3 separate regions of the Mus musculus genome follow, and all the other regions are linked to region 3. The links are chromatin loops, found by intact Hi-C in ENCODE. Cell type or tissue: left cerebral cortex. All regions are shown on one strand.

Evidence for each region. A loop is a pair of places that touch in the nucleus more often than their neighbours do. Peaks named below come from ENCODE experiments on the same cell type or tissue, not always from the same donor. Only the 100,000 strongest peaks of a DNase experiment are listed, where the experiment ranks them.
Region 1: a loop joins it to region 3, with 3 times the contacts of the local background. A loop is called at or near these places in 23 of 42 quality-filtered maps.
Region 2: a loop joins it to region 3, with 2.2 times the contacts of the local background. A loop is called at or near these places in 2 of 42 quality-filtered maps.

Annotation. Positions count from the first base shown.
Region 1 is chr16:95,341,811-95,349,810 of GRCm38, forward strand. No RefSeq gene overlaps it. Among named protein-coding and RNA genes, the nearest start is that of Gm31641, 86 kb to the left of the region's middle. In left cerebral cortex, a CTCF peak has its summit at 4,267 (motif pointing left); DNase peaks (open chromatin) are centred at 351 and 4,262.
Region 2 is chr16:94,879,113-94,887,112 of GRCm38, forward strand. The region is part of intron 2 of Kcnj6 (potassium inwardly-rectifying channel, subfamily J, member 6); the gene reads right to left. Among named protein-coding and RNA genes, the nearest start is that of Kcnj6, 110 kb to the right of the region's middle. In left cerebral cortex, no CTCF peak of the experiment used is centred here; DNase peaks (open chromatin) are centred at 3,199, 4,248, 4,987, 5,302 and 2 more places; H3K27ac peaks cover 3,775 bases.
Region 3 is chr16:94,813,178-94,821,177 of GRCm38, forward strand. All of the region lies in intron 3 of Kcnj6 (potassium inwardly-rectifying channel, subfamily J, member 6), which reads right to left. Among named protein-coding and RNA genes, the nearest start is that of Gm41507, 92 kb to the left of the region's middle. In left cerebral cortex, CTCF peaks have their summits at 3,429 (motif pointing right) and 4,340 (motif pointing right); DNase peaks (open chromatin) are centred at 2,378, 2,859 and 3,437; H3K27ac peaks cover 564 bases.

The DNA of each region.
Region 1 (8,000 bases), 530 kb after region 3:
TTCTTTTCCTCTGTCATTTTCCAATCTCCTCTCACTCTTAGTTTTTCCAGCCAGGCTGACCTGGAATTTGCTGTGTAGCAGAGGGTGACCTTGAACTCCTGATACCCCTGCTTCCATTGCCCAAATGCTGGGATCAACAGGCACGAGCTACCTTACCTGCAGTTTTTCCTCTTATATTCCTGTACCTCCTGGGATATAGCCAGAGTCTTACGCATACTGAGCTAGTGCTTTAATTCTGTATGTATTCTATCTCAGCCTCTGGTAATCACTCTTTACCGGGGTTTTGCGTGTCTTCCTTCTGTTTCCCAATGCAAGCCTTTCCCTGACTGTCTGATTAAGCGCAGCCTCTATAGTGAGGACTCTGTGAGTGTTTTATGCTCCCCCTTCCAGTAGAGGGCCCTTTCATCTCACAGACTGTTCAAAGCTCTGTGGCAAGGCAGTTAGGTGCTGGCCCCGGAACTGAGAACTCCACCTCCAGTCAATGTTCTGTTTCGACGTGGTGACTTAGGCAGGTGAGAGTCCCTGTCGCCTCAGTTTCCTTGTCCATAACAAGGCTGACTGCAGAAGCCACCCGGAATAGTCAGACACCCAGAAACCAGGACCCTATTTTCAGACTCAGCTGGGGGCACCTGGGAGCAAGGGTGGAGCCTACAGCAGAACTAGAGATAGGACCAGCCTCTTCTCTGCCTGGCCAGACTCAGTTTCCTTGGCCACCTCGTTTAACAATTGGCTACTAAGTGAGCAGAGGCCATTATGTACTGTGTTAAAATAAGACCATTCCGGGCAGTCTGACTAAAATCATTCCCCATGCCTGTTTGCTCCATTAGATCACATGCATACATTTCCCCAGTTAAATTAATCGGAATGATGGACTCCATCTTTAAAGGCAATGGAATAATAAATTGCCGTTATCCAAACAGGGAAATAGGCTCTGTGGGAGAGCGTCACACCGCAGCTTCACGGTGCTCTACTACGCGAAGGTCTCCTTTCTACCCGCACTCTCTCACTCAGAGAAATCAGCCCTTTAAAATTGCAGGCGTCTGATGGAGCAATAGAGAATGAACCTACACAGACTGAAGGATGCTGGGAGTCCAGACCCACGCTTTGTGAAGAACCACAAGTCTGTGACCACAGAGATGTCTTGCCATCATGCTCTTCCTGAGGGCATCAAAGAATTGGTCTCTGCTATTACTGGAAACCCTGAGGGCAGCACCACTGGGCCACTTGGGCTGGCTCTCTTCCCCTCAGAGACTGCCCCTCTGCCCTGTTATTCAGTGGAGTAGCAAGTCCCATAGGGAAAGCCCAGTGATATAGTGGAGATGTGGGTCCATGTTCCGCCTCGCCGCTGGGGTGTGTGAACGCCGCTCCGGAAGACAAAATGCAGGGGCGCTAGGCTACGTTCCATCTTCATCACCATCTGGGTGTCTGGAACACTTGATACTCGCTCAGGGAAGATGGAAGGCAGCCTAAGATGGGGACCCCAACCCCGGTGAGAAACCGCACAGGCTGGAGCCAAGGCTGTGGTTCTCAAAGCTCCCAGGCACCCAGACGCTGCTGGACTTCATGAGATGGGAATGGGCCCCCTCAGGCCAGTGCTGAGCCTAGGGTTGGAGGGTGTGGGGAATCTGACTTAGCCTAGAGTGAACGTCTAGAGCTCAGGGGCCTTCTGCGCCGTGTGACTCTGTAATGAAGGCCTTTCCCCACATCAGGTCTTATGAGAGAGACAGTCCTTGCTTGTTCAAATTGTTTATTCATAGTGGAAAAATGGATGCATACAACTTACTCAGGGTGGACCAGAGGTTAAATACCTTTTGCAGGAGGGAATGTCTGGGAAAGGGAACCTTATTGGCTAAACCCTGAGGCGGCCCGTCTAGATACCCCATTAGCATGGAGAACTCTAGGCTCTAAGCTACATGACCAGTTGCCACGGTCTTCTTAGTGGGGTGTCGTGGTCACGTGCTCCGGCACAGGAACTGGATTGGGAGCAGATTCAATCGCCTTCTGTTATCAATTGTGAGACTTGCTGGGATTTCTTAATCTGCCCGACCTTCCCAGTTTTTCTGTCTAGTGATATGGTTCTCCTTGCCTCACATGGAGACAGTGACTGGATCTTGGAAGGTGAGGCCTGACAATCTGCAAGAGGCATAGTTCCAATGACTGCCATGTCCCCGTCCCCGTCCCCCCCCCCCCCCCCTCCGCACAGCCTGGTGACCATAAGTGAATCTGCCCAGCCAGGGCTTCTCCTTGCTTCTTCTTCTTTAGGGTCATTTTCTAATTAAAGAAAAACTATATTCACTCTCTTCCCCACAGAGTGTGAGCTAGACAGTATTGCATGAAATTGACTCATACAGGCAGGAGCCCAGAGACATACATGTAGGGACACATGCTGACACGTTCCGGCTCTGCTCGGGTTCAGATGTGAGGAAGGTCTATTACACGCACTGCAATCCAGAGCGGAGAATCCTCCACCTTTTGGCACTGATGGAGCACAAAGTGGAGGAGAGGGCAAGCCAAATCAGGTGACAAAATGTCAGAGAAGAGGGGATGGAGGGAGGGAAGGGGGAGGGGAGAGAAGAGGGGAGGGATGGAGGGAAGGGAGAGGGGAGAGAAGAGGGGAGGGAGGGAGGGGAGGGGGAGGGGAGAGAAGAGGGGAGGGAGGGAGGGGAGGGGGAGGGGAGAGAAGAGGGGAGGGAGGGAGGTAAGGGGGAGGGGAGAGAAGAGGGGAGGGAGGGAGGGGAGGGGGAGGGGAGAGAAGAGGGGAGGGAGGGAGGTAAGGGGGAGGGGAGAGAAGAGGGGAGGGAGGGAGGGAAGGGGGAGGGGGAGAGAAGAGGGGAGGGAGGGAGGGAGGGAAGGGGGAGAGGGAGAGAAGAGAGGAGGGAGGGAGGGAGGGAGGGAAGGGGGAGGGGAGAGAAGAGGGGAAGGAGGGAGGAAAGGGAATGGGGAGACAAGAGGGAAAGAAGAGGTGATGGAGGGAGGGAAGGAGAGGTTATACAGATTAATTTTCAATATTTGTTTCATCATTGGTGTCGTGGTTTTGTTTGTGTGCTCGTTTGTGTTGATGTTTGTGTTGAGAGACAGGGTCTCCGGTAGTCCAGGCTGCCCTTCCAGTTTTCTACGTAGCTAAAGATGATCTTAGCTTCTGATCTTCCTGAGTGCTAGCACCTCAGCGGTGCTCCATCATGCCAGGTGTATGCAGCTATGGGAAAAGAAAACAGTCTTCGACCACACTAGGGAAACACTCTACCAACTGAGCCACGCCCCCAGCCCCTGTATGATCTTTGTTTAGAGCAAGGAAGCTTGGGGGCAGAAACAAAATAAAGGAAGTCCACAAGGGCGTCATCCGCCTCCTCTTGGGATTAAGCAGGAAGGCTTCTCAGGTGCTTCTCCCTTACTCCACAAACCAAGAACGCGAGGCGGAGGGAGGAGAGAAAGGGGGAGAGAAGGGAGAGCTCTGAGGTGAACAAGGCCTAGGATGACCTCAGTGAGCAACGTGGCCTTTGAGCTCGGGAATGTGGGGCCTTTGGTTGGCTGTGACAGAGGAGGGGACTCAAGAGGTCTTCAACAGCAATTGACAGCATTTTGCCTACACTGACCTAAGAGGCCCCAAATCAGGATGCTTCTTTGTCCTGGGGATTGTGGGCACAGGTTGGAGCCACCGAAAATTTACCTTTCCCTGGTGCTGGGGCAGGGGAAGCAAGACAGACAGGACAGGTCGTGGGAGCCCTAGGGTATGCTTGGCCAGGGAGAAAGCAGAGTTCCTGGACAATAATCTGTAGATGTGGATTCTAAAGTCCTGGACTGATGGGCCTGGTATCTGAAACAGGCCCTGCTTAGTAAGCAGCAGGTAGCCTTGAGACCATCCAGGTCTCCTTGCTCCCATGCTCTGATGCTTAGGGGGTTTCTGAAAGCACCCAAGGACAGCTACACCCTGCTGGCACATGTGGAGAGCCTGTGATCCAGGATTTCCCATCTCCTGTGATACAATGCCCAACTTGTGGAGATGATATTATAAAGTGATTTTTAAGAAAATTAATTTTTTTAAAGTCCTAATGATTCTATTTTGAGACAATGAGCTATGCCCCACTGACCTGTAGCTGGGCTTCTTTGTAAACACCCACACAACAAACACATCTGAGAATCTTAGGGTGTTCCATGAAGCTATTACAAGTAGCTTCTAAATTACCCAACGAAGACATGCCAAACTGTAAAGCTACCAAAAGTAAGCTGGTTAGTGGCTCAGCTGCAGTGGCAGGTACATGAAACTCTACCGCCACCTAGTGGTCACACAGGATTTATCCCATTCCAGGACTTGCCACCTGCAGAGAGCAGGGTCTCCCCTCCCCCCATCCCCGTGCGCGCCCCCCCCCCCCGGCCCCCGGGCTGGATCCCTCTAGGTCATACATACACAAAGGCCATCTTTACAAACCTTGGCAATATGTCACAGAGGGTATGCCAGTAAAATGTGCTTAGCAACAGAACAGACCATTAATATCTTTTATACTTGTGTTTCATTTTAAAAAGGAGAGAAAGGGGCACCACAGCAACCCTGGTTCTTCTGTAGAGGGCCTAGGGCAAGGTAATCATAAGGAAGGAAGGAGTGTGAATTCCAGTCCTCTCTCCAAGGCAGCAAGTGAAGTTAGGCTTCAAAGAAATGGCAGGATTTACTGCTCTCTCTCTCTCTCTCTCTCTCTCTCTCTCTCTCTCACACACACACACACACACACACACACACTCTCACACACACACACTCACTCTCTCACACACACTCTCTCTCCACATATATACACAGACACACACATCACAAACACACACATCACAAACACACACCACATACACAGATACACTTACACAGACATACAGACATACACACCACATATAGACACACACACACACACCACACACAGAGACATACACTCACACACATAGATACCGATGCACACACAGACACACACACATACCACATACACAGATACACATACCAGACACACAGACACACACACCACACACAGAGGCACACCACACACACACACACCATGCACACAGAGAGACACAGATACAGACACACACATACCACATACACAGACACACATACCACACACACATACTACACACACAGACACACACACACACCACACAGAGACACACACACACCATGCACACAGAGAGACACAGATACACAAACACACACATACACACACACCACATAAAGACACAAACACACAACAGATGCATAGACATACATAGCAGACACACACACACTGACACATACATCACACACACCACTCAACAGGGATATCCACCTAGGGAAATGTATGTCTGCAGGTTCTAACCCAGCCCTTGAGGGCCAGTCCTCCCCAGGTACCCACTTCTCTGCACCTTGCACTTTCCAGACTTAGAGCATCTCACACCACCCTTTTGGCTAAAGCTGTCTTTTGAAAGCCCTCTCCTCAGAGCTCCAGTAAGACTGCACTGGCGTCCCAGGTCCCAGAGGAAACAATGGATGAAGCTTCTTCCGCTGCAGCTGCAGGGAGGTTTACATTCCAGCCCTTGCTGCCTGGCCTTATCAGGGTGGAAGGAAGGCCCTGGCCTGCCTGTCACACACCCAAGAGCTCTCATGTGGGGGCAGGGCTGCTGAAGACCTTCCTGGCAGGGACACCATGGAGAGATGACAGCTTAGACTCAGCTCACTGCCCCTCTCACAGGGAGGGAGAAACCCTGTCTACTGCGTTTCCCTAGGATTCTATGGAGGAGGCAGGAATTCATCAGCAAAGCCAGAGGTGGAAGGACTTGGGAAACATGGAAAGAGCATCAAAGATTAAGCAGCAGCAGTTGTGAGCACCCTGATGTGGTCAGGAGAGAAAGTCAGACCTTGTTAGCAGAGCTGTGGAGCCTGGGTAAGCCACTGAGTCTCTCTGAATGTGAGGCTTCACCCACACCTGCACAGTGAAGAGAGACAGCTCACCCACATGTCACAGTCCTCACATTGCCCAGTCTATGTCAGCCTTGGGAAAGTGTGAGCTTTCACTAATTGTTCTTTGAAGCCAGCAAGGGAGAGTCCATGTCACCCTACAGTTAAAGGTACTGAGGGAGAGTGAGGCCCTTTGTCCACACATCTCGCTAAAGCCCCTTGAAGCAGGCAGTGGCCCCTCACCTTGGCTCTCTCCACTCCTGAAAAACGTCTTCAAAACATGGTTTAACAAGTTCTCTCTGCGCGTCTACGCACTCCAAGCTCAAGACTTTGGCATCCATTAAGGGCACGGGAAAAGTTTTACAAGGGACACTCTTGTACCCTGCTTTGGGTAAGTGACAGGGCACGGGCTGGGGAAATTCCAGGTGACTTTCCAACACTGCGCATAAAAACCGCTGTTCCAGATATTTTTAAACAACTCCTACAGGATCTAAATCCACCAGCCATTTCTGCCTTCTCTGAATTCTCCTTCCAGTGATCATGGTTACCCATCCCTGTATCATCTGTAAAATCAGCAGACAGGACCTGGCCAAAACATTTATCCATATAGAGGTGAACCAGGTAAATAGATAAAACTCTCACACTGCAATATGATGCAGCGCTAAGAAGGATCTAGAACTTTCCATACATGGATAACATATTACGGAAGGGGGGAAACTATCAGATACCCTGGGCAGGGAAGGTTCTAGATTTCTAGAGTCTTCTAGAATTCTGCTCAAGCTGCTGAGACACCATGATATTAGCCAAGTATGGGTCATTTTTTCCCTATCTGGGAATGTTTGCAGACTTTTTTTGGTTGATATTGGGGAGTCCCCGGTGGCAGGGGGTCAGATGGGAACGAAAGGTGCAGCTGGACACCCTCAAGATGGGCAGAACAGGCCTTCCCCACCCCAGTGAAAGAGTGACTTTCAGCTGAGCGTGTTAATCAAGCGAGGTTGAGAAAAGCCACTCAAACTGAGAGTTTGGGTAACAATCTTGACATTACAAAATAAGCCCCGCCCAAGATGGAAGTTCACAGAGAGGAAATGGAGCTGAGGGGTGGGGAAAGACTGAAGACAGACACTGAGAGCAGGAAGCACCGATGCCCACCATCCAGCCCTGGATTTCCACGGCCTGCTCAAGGAACAACGTCAGGATTCAACGGATGTTCACTGAGTGCCAGAAGTCTCCTGCTCAATTAAGTCACGATAGCCATAAGAGTGTGAATGAATGCAAACACAAGCAATGAAGGAAACAGATCTGGCCACGGGCGTCCCTCCAGCTAGCAAGGTTAATGAGGTGAGGTCAGGGAAGCCTTCCTGGGGCCTCCAGGTTGTACACACCTGCTCTCACCTGCAGGAAGAGCACCCATGCAGCAAAGATGGATGGCTGGGTAAAGACCCTAAGATGTCGCAGACCTTGGGTGTGAGGAATGGAAGGAAGGACTGGAACATGGAGGACTGTGGAGACAGGGAACCCCGGGGCCACAGAGGCCTTGTAACAGAGTGAGTTTATACTCAGTGTGATAGGAAGTTTCCAGAATCAAAAGTCCCTGGCAGCTCCCTGGTGGGAAGGGACAACAGAACTGCCTCCAAGTGAACCTGTGACAGTCCCTGTGTATGAAAACAACAAGGGCCTGGGATAGGGCTCTTTACAAGGTCTGACTGCCACCATAGCCACAGAGTCCACGTAACATGGCCACCAAGACCCAAGATCAGATCCCCCATCTGCTCCGAGGGTTACTCTCCGGGTGCCAGGGCAAGAGAGTGCTTTTGATCTCCAGCCCCAGGAACTTGTTTTCAAGTGGCACTTTATCTCCAACCACAGGGAACAGGGCACAGGACTCCCCCAGTTACTCAAGTGTTTGCTTCTGAAACAGCCATGAAGTTGTTGCTCTGCTTACCAGAAGTCCCCTCATCTTGGGAGGAGAATGCTTTTGTGCAGAGTGAACCATGCATAGAGACACACGGCGGAGCACGAGGAGTGTGTACTGCACAGATGAGGTAGATACCAGGAGTGTCTGAGCATCAGACAGGCCTGTATCCCTTCCCAA
Region 2 (8,000 bases), 66 kb after region 3:
ATCTGGGCTCCTAAGAGCTGTGGACCCAGCTGCTACCTGTAGCAAGCAGCTTCTCTCTTGGTCAGGCTCCACTCAGGGCCTGCAGCTTTCCTGGTATCCCAGTTTCTCTAACGTCCTGTGGTCTCTCCTCTGTAACTTGGGCTTCACTTTCACAGCCTCTCACAGTGGCTTCCCAGGGGCTCCTTGGAGGGATTATTGCCTGCTGTGCATTGCTGGCTTCAGTAGCCTACTGGCAGGCTGACTCATAACCGTGTGTGTGTGTGTGTGTGTGTGTGTGTGTGTGTTTGTGTGTATATATATATATATACCTACCACATACCTAACACACACATATACACTACACACATCTCTCTCTCTCTCTCTCACACACACACACATAACACCTACAAACACATCACAAACACACACATAACACACACACACACACACACACACACACACGTCCTGCTTGACGTGTGCTGGCTAAGACACACAGTGACCATTTTGTTCCAATCCCGAGGCTCCTGGCTGCAGAGAAGCAGAGAGAGCTGGGGTCATCCATGCTGACTTTCCAAAGCCAACCTTAAAGTTTTGGCAATTTTAGGAGGCACGTGTTAAATGCATCCATTTTATAATTAAGTTCTGTGAACTCCTACATTAAAAATATAAAAAAAGCTAGGGCATAATATTCAAAATACCACTTTCTCCTTGTTTAATGTGCCAATGTTTCTGTTGTTAAAAACTTGAGACAGGGTTTTAAGCATCCCAAGCTGGCCTCACATTTACTTTGTGGGTGAGCATGACCTTGAACTTCCTTCTGCCTCTGCCTTCTGAGTGCTGGCACCACAGGCCTGACTTAGGCAGTGCTGGTGGTAGAATCTGTGACCTTGTCAGTGCTAGGCAAGGACCTGTACCAGAGCCTCAGGGTCATTTCCATCAGCTGTGTCTGTGTGGTGTAAGCATATATCTCATGTCTGTGTGGTGTGAACACACCATCTCATGTCTGTGCAGTGTGAACATACCATCTAATGCCTGTGCCATGTGAATACACCATCTTATGTCTGTGTGGTGTAAACATACCATCTCATGTCTGTGTGGTGTGAACATACCATCTCTGTGCAGTGTGAACACACCATCTCATGTCTGTGTGGTGTGAACATACCATCTCTGTGCAGTGTGAACACACCATCTCATGCCTGTGCGATATAAACAGTGTCTCATGCCTGTGTGATGTGAACACACCATCTCATGCCTGTGTGGTGTGAGCACATCATCTCATATCTGTGTGGTGTGAACACGCCATCTCATGCCTGTGCAATGTGAACACACCATCTCATGTCTGTATGATGTGAACACACCATCTCATGCCTGTGTGATGTGAACACAGCATCTCATGTATGTGCAGTGTGAACATACCATCTCATGTCTGTGTGGTGTGAACACATGTTCTCTCTCTCTCTCTCTCTCCCTCTCTCTCTCTCTCTCTCTCTCTCTCTCTCTCTCTCTCTCTCTCTCTCAGTTTGTGTTTGTGGTACTACTTTGATAGTTGGAAACTGGCTGTGGTGGGAGTGTATAAACCAGGAAGAGTAGAGAACAGCTAGGCCAGGTTTGATTTGTTGCTCTGTTCTTTCTAGATGTTCTGAGCTGGGCAGATTTTGCCTCCAGGAGATACTTGACAATATCTGGAGACACTTCTGAGGGTCATAAACACCCGGGCTCAGGTGTTGGCATCTAAGGAATAATAGCCAGGGGTAAAGGTAACCATCCCACAATATGGAGGGCAACGTGTATCTCCCCAGCACATAGGGCAACCTGTATCCCGCCCCCCCTGGCTCCCAGGAAAAGACACATCCATGTTTGTCATCTAATTGTTACACTAGAATTCCAATAATGCTAAAGTAGAGAAACCCTGGTCTAGATTTTAAAAGTGATAGAAAAGTTCAATAATGGCACCAAGAAGATGGCTCAGGAGGCAAAGGTGCTTACACCAGACCGAGTTTGTTTTTAGAGACCCAGGTAGGAAGGAAAGCATCAACTCTGAAAGTTGTCCTCTGACCTCTGTGTATGCCATGGCCTGAGTCCTGTGCTGCTGTTTTCTCCAAATAAATGTAATAAACATAAGAAATTGGTTAAAAATGTAAAATAAATGTGGGTGTCATTTATATGCTTTTTACACTGTGAATTACACACACACACACACACACACACACACACCCCAAGGGCCAATTCATTGGTGTTTGAAAACTGTTATATAAGTCACTATAGATACTGTACAAATGTTTGCAAATGAGGAAAGTTCTACTGTTCATTTTGTGTGTGGTGTGGCATGTGTGTGATGTGTATGTGTAGTATGTGTGAGTGTGTGTGAATATGTGTGAGTTATATATGTATGTGTTGTATGTGTGGTGTATGTTTGTGTGTAGTGTGTGTGTGTATGTGGTGTGTGCATATGTGTGTGTTGTATGTGTGTGTGTGTAGTGTATGTGTGTATTGTGTCTGGGTGTGTGTATGTTCTGTGTGTTGTGTATGTATGTGGTGTGTGTTGTATGTGTGTGTGTAATATATGTGCACATGCATGTGTGTGAATGCACACACTCATTCATCCCAGCATCCGTGTGGACGTGAGAGGGTGCTGGTCCTCACCTTCCTTCTACCTTGTCTGAGACTGGGCCTCTTTTTTTAACCAATGTGTACCCCAGGCTAGCTGGTTCCGAGCTTCTAAGGATTCTCCTGCCTCCACCTCCCATCTTACAGGGTAAGTACTAGGATTATATATGTGCCACAGCATATGCCGTAAGAACCATGTAGAATGTATCACATGGCTACTATGCAGAGGATCTCTTGGCCTTTGACTCAGGGATGCTCACGTGTTAGTTTTTCTGAAGCCTGCTGATACACACCTACCGGCACAACATTGCATAGAGGCTGCCGAGAAATCTGATTTTCAAAGCTGCAGCCTCATCAGTGTCCCGCACAATATGGCTGTGGACTTCATGGCTAGTTCTGGGTGACTCTGTTCTCCAGGCCTGGGACAGCGAGCGAGCTGAGCACAGAGGCTGCGCAGATCAGTTTCCTGCTGGTGGATGTAATAGACTGCTTCCCCCACAATATCACAGTCTGACCAGGACACAGGGGAAGGCTTCAACCACCCCCACAGATCCACTCCAGGGGCCCGTCTCCAGTGTTTGATGTGGGCCATTTTGGAGGCATGTGGGCTGTCACCAGGGTAGAAAGGAACTCGTTCAGGCACAGAAGGGAAGGGGGTGGGTACTAGTCCCTGAAGTTTGGCAGGAATTTATTCATGCATTACATTTACGAGATCTCTCTGTAGCCCATCCCAAGCTGGAGTCAGAAACAGCCACTCAGAGGCTGGGCGGGCTTTGAGGCCAGGGACAAGGGGAGCAACCTGGGCTTTATAGACTGATGAGACACTAGGTGAAAGACATTATCAAGAACACACAGCACTGAAGGGCTTCTAAACTGAGACCAAGTCGGGACAAATGATTCACAAGTCTTACAAAGCTGGCTCTGTTAATCTGGTTCAATCAGACAGGCCATGTCTTAGTGCTGGGCACTCTGGATAAGGTCGTTTTCTGATCGGAAGACCAGATATCCTTATTCTAGTGAGAAAGATGGGAATTGAGGGGTCATCACTGCAGAAGAGCCTTTGATTTGTAGATTGTCTTTGGCGTGGGGCAAAGGCACATTGAGGTCACAGCACAACTGTGGTACCTCAGGTCTCAGAGACCTGAGTTCTGACTCCATCCTTCCCAGAGAAGCAGGTAGTGGGATTGGCCCATTCCTGGGAGGATGGTGGGTTACATGAAGATATCCTGACTGACAGTCCTGACCTCTTCCCACTTGCCAGCCACCCTGGGAACAATGAGACCGGAGCGTGAGGAAGTCAGAGAACTGAGCCTGTGGCCAGAGCTTCGTTTCTCTTCTGTCTCTCAGAATTAAAAAAAAAAAAAAAAAAGCTGCAGTTGCTTTGGAAAAAAAAAACCTTCTGAGATGAGAATTTGATTTTTGTGTTTCGACTAAGAGGAGATCGATTAGATTTCAGCTTAAAGCAGTGTTTGTATTTTATACACCAAAGCTTGGAAAATGCTCTGCACTGGGAGGGAGGCACAGGAGCTGGAAGGTCTGGGGAATCAGATGAGGGAACTGGAAATCTTTTTAGACATGTGGGATTTCATGAAAATTCTATTTCCAAAGAACTTGGGTAAAAAATTTTAAATTAAAATAGCGTAGGTGGCTGTGTGTGGATTTAAAAAAAAAATACCCGAGCGTCTGTATGAGTCAGCTTGAGTTGTCTGGCTTCTTCTCAGCCACATGTCAGCCTGTTGGTCCTTCCTCGGCTGTGTGGTTTGCAGAGTTGGTCCTTGGAGAGCATCCTATGTAGATCACCGTGATGTGGGTTATATGGTACGATCACCAGGCACATCGTCGTCCATTGACCCTTCCTAGGAAGCACTTGCTTTTATTTTGTTTTCTGAATTCTATTACTTAAAAACATTTATTTGAGAGGGAGGGAGCAAGAGCGAGAGGGAGAGCAAGCGAGAGGGAGAGCTAGCGAGCAAGTGAGAGAGGGAGAGAGAGAGAGAGAGAGGGAGGGAGAGGGAGAGGGAGAGCGAGAGAGCGAGAGAGCGAGAGAGAGAGAGAGAGAGAGAGAGAGAGAGAGAGAGAGAGAGAGAGAGAGAGAGAGAGAGAAGAGAGAGCGAGAACACTCAGAGCCATGGTGTGTATGTGAAAGTCAAAGCATGTCTATTGAGAGTCAGTTCTCTCCTGCTGCCTTGTGAGATACAGTGCTCTTTGCTTATGGAGGATCCACCTTGGAGCTGAGGGCAGTTCTAGCAGGCAACTGGTTCAGTTGGTCTGACCTTATACTTCCCATTGTCTGGGGGCAGTAAGAAAAGAGCTGCTTCCTATGCAGAAACTGCCTGGTGCTATGTGTTCTCTTGTTAAAGTACAACCTGACCACAGTAAGGACATTGGAGCAGGTACTTAAGAAGCCTGCCAACCTCCTGCTGTCTTTGCGGGTAGAAGCAGCCTTCTGCTCCATCTGAGGCTTCTCCAACCTCGCCAGAGAGGCTGCACTGGTCCCTAGCATGCACTGCTGCCGCTTCTTCTTAGGATTTTCTTCCTCTGCCTCCTGACCCCCTGCTAAAGCCATGGCAAGGGTCAGGTGCCAAGTGTGCCCTGTGAGGGAGTAGCCCATATCTCAAAAGATGTGCATCCTTCACATCACAAGATAGCAGTCTGGGCAGTATGTGTTGGGATGGGTTTAGACGTCTTGCTTTGTTGCTGGTAAAATCTGTAGCTGTCATAAGCTAGGCTCGTTACATAGGCCAGTTATGCAGAAGCTCTGTGCCAGGTGCCCAACCCACAGAGGAAGGGCTATTATGGTCAGTAAGGCTAAGTGGGAGCTGCTGGAACTATCACCTATACACATGTCACATTCCTGGAGAGACTGCAGGGTTTGCTCCACCTGCAGGACTCGAAAGAGGCAGGAGTGGGCCTCCCCGACACATGCACCCTTCCGGTGCACATGTTTGGCTTGTCCTGTTGCAGCTGCTGTTCCAGATGTGACTTCAGCTTGTGCTCAGGAGCAGATTATTACCCATCCTGGTGGGCGGCCGATCTGGAATTGCTCTTCTCCAGCAGGCTGGGGCTCAGCCTGCTTCCTGCTAGCAAGGTCATCAATTCACCCTCACTAGCTGACCTTAGGATCACACCTGCTCCAGTGTTGCACACCGGCCTGCAGGACGGATGGGCAGACATCACCCTGCATGTCCGCAGGACATCCTGATTGGATGAGTTGAGCAAGAAGTAGCAGCTATTTTAGGCCTTGCATGACAGAGTATGGAAGAGAAGCCCCAACAGGCTTAAGGAAATACCTAGGGTTCTGGCGGTACAGTACAGGGCAGGCACCAAGCCATCCTTCCTGAGGTAAAGGACGAGTTGCTGTATAAGCTCCTCCTACAACCTCCTGAGACCAGTGCTCAGTGAGCCCTTGCAGACTTTAAAAGCAGTGCATTCCCATTTGGCTGGGCCACTCTGGGCCACCCAGCAATAAAGCTGGGAGCTCCAAGTGGGGACTAGAACAAGAAGGGCTCTGCAACAGGTCCAGGCTGTCACACAAGCTGCGCTGCCACTTGGGCATGTGAGCCAGCAGATCTAACCGTGTTGGCAGAGGCAGTGGCTCAGACTATCTGACGCTATTGGCAGCGTATGGAGCTGAGCAGAGCGGACCCTTACCATCTTCCTGCCATCTTTGGAGACCTCCTCTTTAGGAGGCGAGGGTTTGGTATATGTACCCAGTAGGGGGATTTCTGAATCATATGGTCGCCTGTTCTTAATTTTAAAGGAGCCTCCCTCCATACTGTGTCCTATAATAGCTGTGCTAATTTACATTCCTGCGGAATGAGGCTTTCTGAGGCTGCTTAGCTGCCTCAAGTCCTCTTCAGCACCGCTCTTCTGTCTTTTTCTGTAGCCACCATTGTAACAGGAGTGAGATGGTTCCTCCTTATGTTTCTGATTTGCATTTGTGTTGCTTGTGAGCGACCAGGTAGGCTTAGAATTTCATCAGCTTCTCCACCGCTTTGGTCTTTTTCCTTCTTTTAAATAACCAGTTTAGGTTTTTGCTGTTTTAAAAATAGTGTGTGTGTGTGTGTGTGTGTGTGTGTGTTCATGTACCTGTGTCTGTGTATGTATGTTCAAATACCTATATGTGTTCGTGTGTGTGTGTGTGTGTGTGTGTGTGTGAGCTCATATACTTGAGGCTAGAGGTTGGATGTCTTTCCCCCATCCCTGTCCTTGTTGCTGTTTCTGAGACAAGGTCTCTTACTGAACCCAGATAAGTTTGTGTCATGACGACTGGTCAGTGAGTTCCAGAAATCTGCCAGTCCTCATTGCCCAGAGCTGGAATTGTAGCATGAATCACCATGCCAGGATTTGATGTGGGCTCTGGGATCTGAACTCAGGTCCTTATATTTGTGTCGCAGGCACTTTAATAACTGGGCCATATCTCCAGGTTTAATCATCCTTTTTGCCCTCTTAGATATTCCAGATGTCAACCTTTTAGCAGATATATAATGCACACACACACCCCCACACACAGTGTTCTTCACTGTATTGGTTGTCTCTCTGCCTTTTAATTTACTGTAACCGTTTGTCTGTCGTAGGCTTTTTGCCATACTTGGGGGTCTTTCCTCGCTGTCTGAGATAACTTGGATGATCTGAATTCCTAAAAGCTGAAACTTCCCTGGGAGAAGCATCTCTGCTGCCGAGTGGAAGCCCCACCATGTGCTACAGTTCAGGCTGCTGTGATGTGTGCATCACTTGCCTGGCCAGACTCACAGCCTCCCTCACAGAGCCATGCCTGTAGCATGTCTCTCACTGTTGTCTCCATGAGCTCTGATCCTATCCTCTGACAGCTCTTGGCTAATACGCTCGATCTAACCTTCTCCTCGGAGGTGGGTGGAGTGTCTGCTCATTACTATTTGGCTCAAAGAGGCTTTCCCACAGGGAGGCTGCAGTGTCTGTAGCTTCCGGTGGTGATCTCATGGTAGCTTATGCCCATGCATAGATGGCAATGGTGCCATGGCTGTGAATCTCTAGCGTTTTGGGCTGATGTCAATCAGCTTTATATGCATCACTTTGAACGTCTTAATCCTCTCTTTTACCCGCCCTCTGTTCCTCCACAAGGCAAATCTGGTTTGGATGATGCTAAGGAGAACATTGTGTCTCAGGACTTCCGTGGTCTATGGTGCTCTGGGCACAGGAGGTCCACAGGAGCAGAATAGCTCCCCGTGTGCTGGGCACCATCTTTCCTGAACATGGAGTTCTTCTCAGAAGAGCCGTGTTAGGAGGCATTCCTCACCTGCCCGTGGCCATGGAGGAAGTGATCCTGTTGAAATCTTGTCTCATTAGCTAGCCTTTTACTTTACCCATGGTAGACTGTAATTATACCCCAGTTCTGCTTTTTGAGATGTTTTATGACAAAAGCAAATAACTAAACA
Region 3 (8,000 bases):
GACTGTCCCCAGTAAACATTTACTCTCTAGCTTTAGAGAGAAGACTTCCAAAGTGCTCCCCCCCAAGTTCTGAACTGCCAGCCCCTCAAATATGGGGCTGATTCTCTCTATGCACAGCAGAAGCAGGTGTGGAGATCTCACTGAGGACCAAGCACAGCTGAACCCTTTTTTCCTCTTCAGAATGGTCTTGTTAGGGGCATGGGGGTTTTAGTTCAGTTTGTAGATTAGCCTGCCCAGGATGCATGAAGCCATGGGTTCAATCCCCAAGTTTTCATTAAGTGGGTAAGATGATCTACTGCTGAATCCTGAATGGCCATGTAGAAGGGACGGTGTGACATGATTTCCCTTCCCTGGAACAGAGACAGCAGGGTGTGGGCTTCCATGAGTGCTGATGGTTGCTAGGCTTGAAGCCTGTGTGTGTATTGCTGGGCATGAGACTTGTTTTTACTTCATGTCCTTCCTTCGGGAAATATTCTCCCTGTCAGGGTCATTGGGGAATGTCCACTCTGTCAAGGTTAATGGCTCCATGATAATCAGAGACAGCACAAATCTAGGAATTGAGGCTGTATCTAATGTCTCAGCAAAATGGTAGAATGATGTGACCTTCAGGGCAGCCTTTAAGGCTGTGGGAAAGAACTCTGAAAACATGAGTTCAAAAATATATAATTTCTCAACTATGTAAAATATAAGGACACAATATGAATTATATGAGGGGCTTCACAGACCGTAAAGAACAGACTCCGTGGCACCGTGAGACAGCTTGTCAGAAAGATACAAAGGCAGGCAGATTCCCGAGTTCAAGGTTAGCCTGGGACAGAATGAATTTAGGTCCAGGCGTGGTTGGAATGGTCATCTCAGGATGGGATCCAACCCAGCTAAATTTATTGTTTGTGCCTACAAAGGCAGGTAGATCACTGAACTCATTGGCAATGTTAAAAATGTACTTGCTGTCTTTCTAAGAATCAGGGGGCTGGGGTCGTGGGATGCTAATTTGGGGGACCTGGGAAAATGATCGAATTGATGTAAATAAAAGACAGGGCTTTTGATCGACAAGAGATGAGCTATCCAGAGAGTTTTTAGAATTCTTTTCAAGCAAGAGAGAGCTGTCTCGAGCAGAGAGCTGCCTGGAAAGCTACCTAGAGCAGAACACAGGCTGTCAGCTTGTACCTAACGATTTGACTTTGAGTTGTCCCTCCACCCCTGATGCTTTCAAACTCCCCTTCTCTTAGGAGCCTCTCTCCAAGCCGAGGCTGGTCCTTGGCAGTGCACACCTGTATTATCAGCAAAAAGACTTTAAATTCATGGCCATGTCACTTTCTTCAGTGGCTTAGCCATTGATAAGTTGTCTGTGCTTTTGTGAATAACTCCCTCCATGCCCATGCAGGTGCCCTAGTTAAACATGGCAGGACACACAAGAAGCAAGACATAGGAAGTAGGAGAGGGACTTGGTGGGAAAAGAGTTTCGACAGGTGGGAAACAGGAAACAGAAGATGTAACGGGGGTAAGAAAATGTAACGGGGGTAAGCTAAAATTCCTCATGTATGTGTATAAAACCCAGAAATAAAAGCACAGAGTTAGGAAGGGAATCAGAAAACAAAATAAAGGTTTGTTATGCTAGCATATCATATGTGTATGTTTAAAAATGTCATATTATAGACAATAAATACAACTTTCCTCTATTAGGTAAAAGTAAAATTCTTAGATGATGATGGAGGCTTGTCTATATGATCTGGCCTTTCTGTCTTTACTGTCATCGCTGCAGTGGGAGGGATGAGTGCAGATGGCCTTTGATTTCAGGGTAGAAACTTATGTGTAGACCTCCTGCCCACACCTTGTCTCCCGAGAAGCTCACTTGTTAGGACTTGGTAGTAAATTTAGATGACATCAAAAGCCTCTTAGTGCATGGGAGTAGAAGGAATGGATCTCTAAGGGCCACTGCTCCCGCAGCCTGGCCTCCTGACCTCACCAGCCTTCAGTGGACAATGAGTCCATTTTCAAACAGTAACATGTCGCTCCATTCTGTGAGACCTTGCATGGAATTCTGAGACTGAGTGCTAGGGACAAGCTCACCTTTTGGATTTCTGCTTCAGACAATCTGTTCATGTCAGATGGAGCTTGTGAACATGTCTTGATTCCTGAGTAGGGAAAGGACTCGGCAGAATTTCGAGCAGCAAAGCATCGCAGGCCTTTATCGTTGCTGCGGGAATGCCTGGCAGCAGCAACTTAAGAGAGGGAGGTTTTATTCTGGATCATGGTCTGAGCGGGAGCAGTCCGTCTTGGACAGAAAAGCATGGCTAAGATTGTGGCAGCAGAATCATGTGGCCGAGACACCTCCCATCTGAGCAGATCAAGGAAGCAAAGAGCTTTGACTGGAAACAGGGCCAGATTGAAAAATCTCAAGGTTGTCCCCAGTGACTCATTTCTTTGGCTAAGTCCCACCACCTGAAAGATCCACAGACTCTCAAACAGCACTACCACAAGCTATAGACACCAAGTATTCAACCCACGAGCCTATCAGGGCCATATTTAAACCACAAGCTATAGGCACCAAGTATTCAACCCGTGAGTCTATCGGGACCATATTTAAACCACAAGAACAACTAATGTGAGCACCATGGCACATTAAGCTCTAGAAGAAGGCTAGGTGCTGCCTGGCTTCTGGTGCATATGGCCAGTGAAAAGGAGATATCACAGGTCTGAGACACACTCAGAGAGGTCGGACCTTGTTTATAAGAAATTACTGATTCTATCTCTTTTATTGAGCACTGATCATAGGCCAGATTGTAGTCCTTGCTGAAAATAGAAGACAAAAGGCAGCTTTTATCTTGGTAGTCAGATGGCGCCACCCACGTGTGGTCTGTCACCTCTATGGGAAAGCATCAGAGGCACAGGAAGGGCTTCTGAGTCTGCCAAGCCCTTCATAAGGCTCACTGGGGGCTCACAGTTAACACAAAGGCATAGAGGCGACAGCTCAGGCAGACCTAGTGCCACAGTAGGTATGAGGGTGGATGTGAGCCGGGCCACAGTGAACTCAGGGCTCGTGGCTTGTGTGTGGAGCAGAGTGGAGGACAAGGTGTTAGACAGGTCACACACTATGACATGCAAGAGTGATTGTTTTTCCTTTTATCTCCACTGAAGTGGCTAGGGATGTGGGGTTAGAGGATAAAGAAGTGGATTTGTTTCAAAGTTTGTTTTGTGTGGTGTGGAGGGGGACACCCCAAATAAGGAGCTAACATCTGTGAGACTATCTTCGGAAGATGTGAACCCCAAATATTGGAGAGGTGAGGGTGGCTGGGTATGAGAGACAAGTATGGGGTCGCACGGACAAGCTCAACCAGGGCCACCATGTGTGGGTTGTTTACTGTACACCCGGTATCTGAGAGGTGTAGATTTATGTTGTTATAACACGAACTTTCCAGAAGGTGGCAGTGGAGAGTCCAGAGAAAGCCTGCCTCCTTCTTCGCATCAAGAAGCCCCATGAGTGAGCTGCAGCTCAGGGCTTGAGGAGTTGTTGGTCCCCAAAGAATTAAGCAAGTGAAGAACAGAGGGAGGGATGGCTGCCAGATCTGCAGCCCAGGAAGCTGAGAGACCAGAGGTTCCTTCACTGGGGTGTAGAATATCTGGGGAGTGGGGAACTTAGGGCTGGGGTAGTAATGGGACTAAAAGCCACCCTGATGGAGAGGGAGACTGAGAATGGGTGTCTAGTCTGCAGCTCAGCGGGAGCCACCTGAACCCTCTGGTTCTCTGGAGCAATTCTCAGAAGACAGGCGCTTTGGGCCGACCATGACTGTTGTCTTCACTGACTTGGCAACTTTAAAAGACTCTAAACTTTTTTTTTCTCCTCCTGTGTGCTTAAGGAGCCAAACTGGTTTGTGACCATACAGGATATTTCATTTGCTCATAATTTACTTGGCCCTGGGCTCTGGGATCAGAGCACCGAGTGAGGCAAGATACCTTTCTTGCAGAGTTTGCAGCCCGGCTGCTAATCAGATGAACGAGGAAAGTTTGCCAGCAGCCGTGGGCACGCAGGCTGGCCGTGGTCAGTGTGCAGGAAGTGGCCCTGCAGATGGTTTCTGAGGAGGCTTCCCTGAGAATGAATCAAAAAACTCATATAGCTTAGCATGAGTCAGGTGAGCAAGAGGATGGAGACGGGGCAGGCACACGGTGCAGGCAGGGGCTGGCTACAAGGACTCTGGAGGAACTCATGAGTCATCTAGATTTTCCTGAGGCAGTGGGACTCTCTGGAAGCTTTGAAAACTTCTAATGAAAAATTTTTCAAAGGTTTATTTATTTATTTTATGTATGTGAGTACACAGTCGCTGTCTTCAGACACACCAGAAGAGGGCATCAGATCCCATTACAGATGGTTGTGAGCCACCATGTGGTTGCTGGGTATCAGACTCAGGACCTCTGGAAGAGCAGTCAGTGCTCTTAACCACTGAGCCCTCTCTCCAGTCCTGACTTATTTACTTCTGAGATAAGGTCTCACGATATAGTCCTGACTGGCCTGAAACCTGCTATGTAGATCAGGATGATCTCAGACGCATAGAAGTCCACTGGCCTGCTTTCAGGAGTGCTGGGATTAACTGCGTGTGCCTCCTCACCCAGCCTGCTGGTGACTTTCAAGCAGGGGAGGTGATTGATTCCTATTAGAATTTTGTTAGGAGGGCGGTGGCTTCTGTAAGTGGCCACTCACAGAGGACCCAGGCTCCTCACCCTGACAACTTGATCTGGGGCATCAGCTGTGGGGGTGGAAGTGGATGTGTTCACCATGCAGGGAGAGGCACAATGTTCACATGTAGCAGGAGTTTGCTGCCTTTTTGGCCCATGTCACTGTGTTGATGATGTCACTGATGCTCTCGGGGAGGATGGAGAGAGGAGTAGAAGGCTGAAGAGCTGAGCTCACCTCCGCATTGAGTGCATAGGTTGTGTGAGCTTGCTGGGCCCCTGAGCCAGGGAGTCAAGTGCGCAACACAGTTGGATCTCTGATCAGAGAAGCTGGGAGAGGTGCTAAGGTCTAAGGAGGAAATCCAATATCACAGAAGTTAGCAATGAAATCCCAGGATCTGCCTGGAGGTAAGGGAGAGGAAGCGAAGAGCTCTGGGTGGAGCAGGCTCTGAGAGGGCGTGGATTGCAGAGGACCGAGGAAGTAGAGCAGGTGTCAGGGAGCCATGAACGTCAGGGAAGAGTGTTACAGAGAGGCAGCTATCAGGGCAATACGAGCAACAGGAAGTCCTTCTCAGGTCATGTGGGAGGAGAGCTGAGAACTAGAGGGGAGCTGGACACGCACCCAGCAGAAGCACAGGCTATTCTTGGAAGCAGGGATAGGGCTCCTCATGTAGCTCTAGGCTGGTGTGCAACTTATTGTGTAGACCAGGCTGGCCTTGAACTCAAGATAAGCTTCCTGTCCAGAATGCCAGCATCACAGGTGTGTACAACATTCTAAGAGTGAATATTCTTAGGAAGGTAGACATTACAAAAAATTTTTTTTGATAGGGTTTCTCTGTGTAGCCCTGGCTGCCCTGGAACTCACTCTGTAGACCAGGCTTGCCTTGAACTCAGAAATCCACCTACCTCTGCCTCCCAAGTGCTGAGATTAAAGGCATGCGCCACCACTGCCCAGCACAAATGTAGTCTGATGTTAACGGAAAGACTAGAGAGGAGGGAATTGCAAGAGAGAAAAGGGAGAGGTGGGTAAAGGAGTCTTGGGTATCAGAGAGTAGGTGTCAGTGCTAGCCCTTGACTTTAGAGGAGATGAGACCTGAAAGTGGCTGAGACCCAACAGGGGAGGACCATAAAACTTCATGGAGATGTGTTCTACCCATTCTGACTTCTTCCCAACTAAGCATAGGACCAGGTTGTCATCTAAGGGAGACTGTGCTGAAGGATAATGGGAGAAAAGAGGTGAAAATCATGAGTTTGGTGGGTGGCAAGGTGAGCAGATGAGACATGTAAACACGTCCTCAGACCCGTCTGTGGACTCACTTCTTCCTAGGAAGAGACCCTAGGATGAGACATGTGACAGGAAACTCTGGTACCCTCCCTGTCCCCTTGGCCTGGGTTTCAGGTGGCCACTGTTGATGAGATGTCCCATTGAGCTTGGTCTAACCTGGTCTAACCTTGGTCTAACTTGGTCTAACATTTGCTAGATTGTGTTCATCCTACCTGATGCCACAGCACTCTATCTGCTTAAGTGACAGTGACAAATGCTTTGCTTTGACAACTGGAGACATAGAGTATCCGCAGTGAGTCTCTTCCACATTGGGAACAGATATGCCCAGTCATGGTGGGAGCTGGAGTGCATCTGTGCCAGATGTCTGATGACGTAGAGACTGGGGTGCTGCTGGGATGTACCATGCTCTACCATGTTTGGGCTGGACTTGGTGACCTCACTTATGATCCTGCCACATCTGTAGTGGGCCAGTGATTGTGGCCTCCTGCTCTTCCTAGCCTAAGAGCCAAGTATCATAAGCAAATACAACCTTTATTATCACGGTAGCCTTCTGAGTTGTAGAACTCTACTTAATTTCGGGCAACGTAACATTGGACTATTTTAGAATCAGTTTTTGTGATCCGCTCTCCTCAGTGTTTTGTGGGTTATTCTGTCTGTCATTATCCACAAACCCCCTGTTATAAGTATGTTACATAAAAATATTTGAGAAATTGTAAAAGGAGAGGTATCTAACTAATGGGTATGTAATTAAAATCGTCTAAGGATGACATTGTAACTGGGGAATCACCACCACCGTTATCACCACCACCATTATCACCACCATCAACATCACCACCATCCTTCTCCTCCCACAGAGGGCTCTGGCTGGTGTTCCACAGTGAAGTAGAAACCTCAGACAAGCTGAACTAGCCTGGCCTAAATTGATGGCCTCACCATTGTGCTTTCTGGCAAGGAGTCCAGACTTACCATTGATTTTTCCTACAATTGATTGTTCTTTTTTAACATTGGGTTTTTATTTTTCCTTCCCTGTGGTTTGTCAACTGGCTTCTTGGTTGCATTGTGGGTTGTACGTGGCATTACAGAGGCCACACTGGGTCAGGCTGGCCAGAGTATCTGCTGATACAATCACCCAGGGCGATAACATTAGACCTGGCTAGACCTGGAAGAAAAGGCCAGTGGACTGCCTTTGTGTTACATTTTTAAGTTTATTCTTTTATTTTCTGTATGTCTGTGTGTGTGTGCACGTTGCTCTGTATGAGAGTTTATGTGCATGTGTGTGAGTGTGTGCATGTATGAGTGTGTGTACAAGAGTATATGAGTGTGAGTGTGTGTGCATGAGTGTATGTTGGAGTGTGTGAGTGTGTATGAGTGTATGTGTATGTATGAGTGAGCATGAGTATGTGTATGAGTGTGAGTATGTGTGTGTATGAGTATGTGAGTATGTATATGTGTGTGAATGAGTGTGTGTATATGTATGAGTGTGTGAGTTTGTGTTTGTGTGAGTGTGTGTGTGTGTGAGTATTGTGTGTGTGTGTGAGTGAATGTGGAGTTTAGAGAACAACCTTAGATGTTTCTCTGGATCCTGTCACCCATATTTTTGCATCAAGGTCTACCATAGCCTGTAACTTGCCACTCTGGCTACTCAGCCCAGGGAGCTACCTGGCTCCACTTGCCAGCACTAAGGTCACACACATGCTGCCATGCTTTTTAAAACATGGGTTCTGGGAGATCAATCCTGGGTCCTGGTGCTTCTAAGCACTTTACCTTCTGTGCAGTCTTCCCAGCCCTGTGTCATCCTGCCTGAGTCCCTTGGTCAGGCCCAGTGAGCTTAGGGCAGGAAAGTTCTAGCTAAGAGAAAACCTAGCACCAGATGTGGTTGCTGGCTCAGTAATAAATTGCAGGTGAGTGGGAGAGGGACAGCCCTGAGGTCTGATTTTTTTTTTTTTTTTTTTTTTTTTGGTTTTTCGAGACAGGGTTTCTCTGTATAGTCCTGGTTGTCCTGGAACTCACTTTGTAGACCACGCTGGTCTCGAAATCCACCTACCTC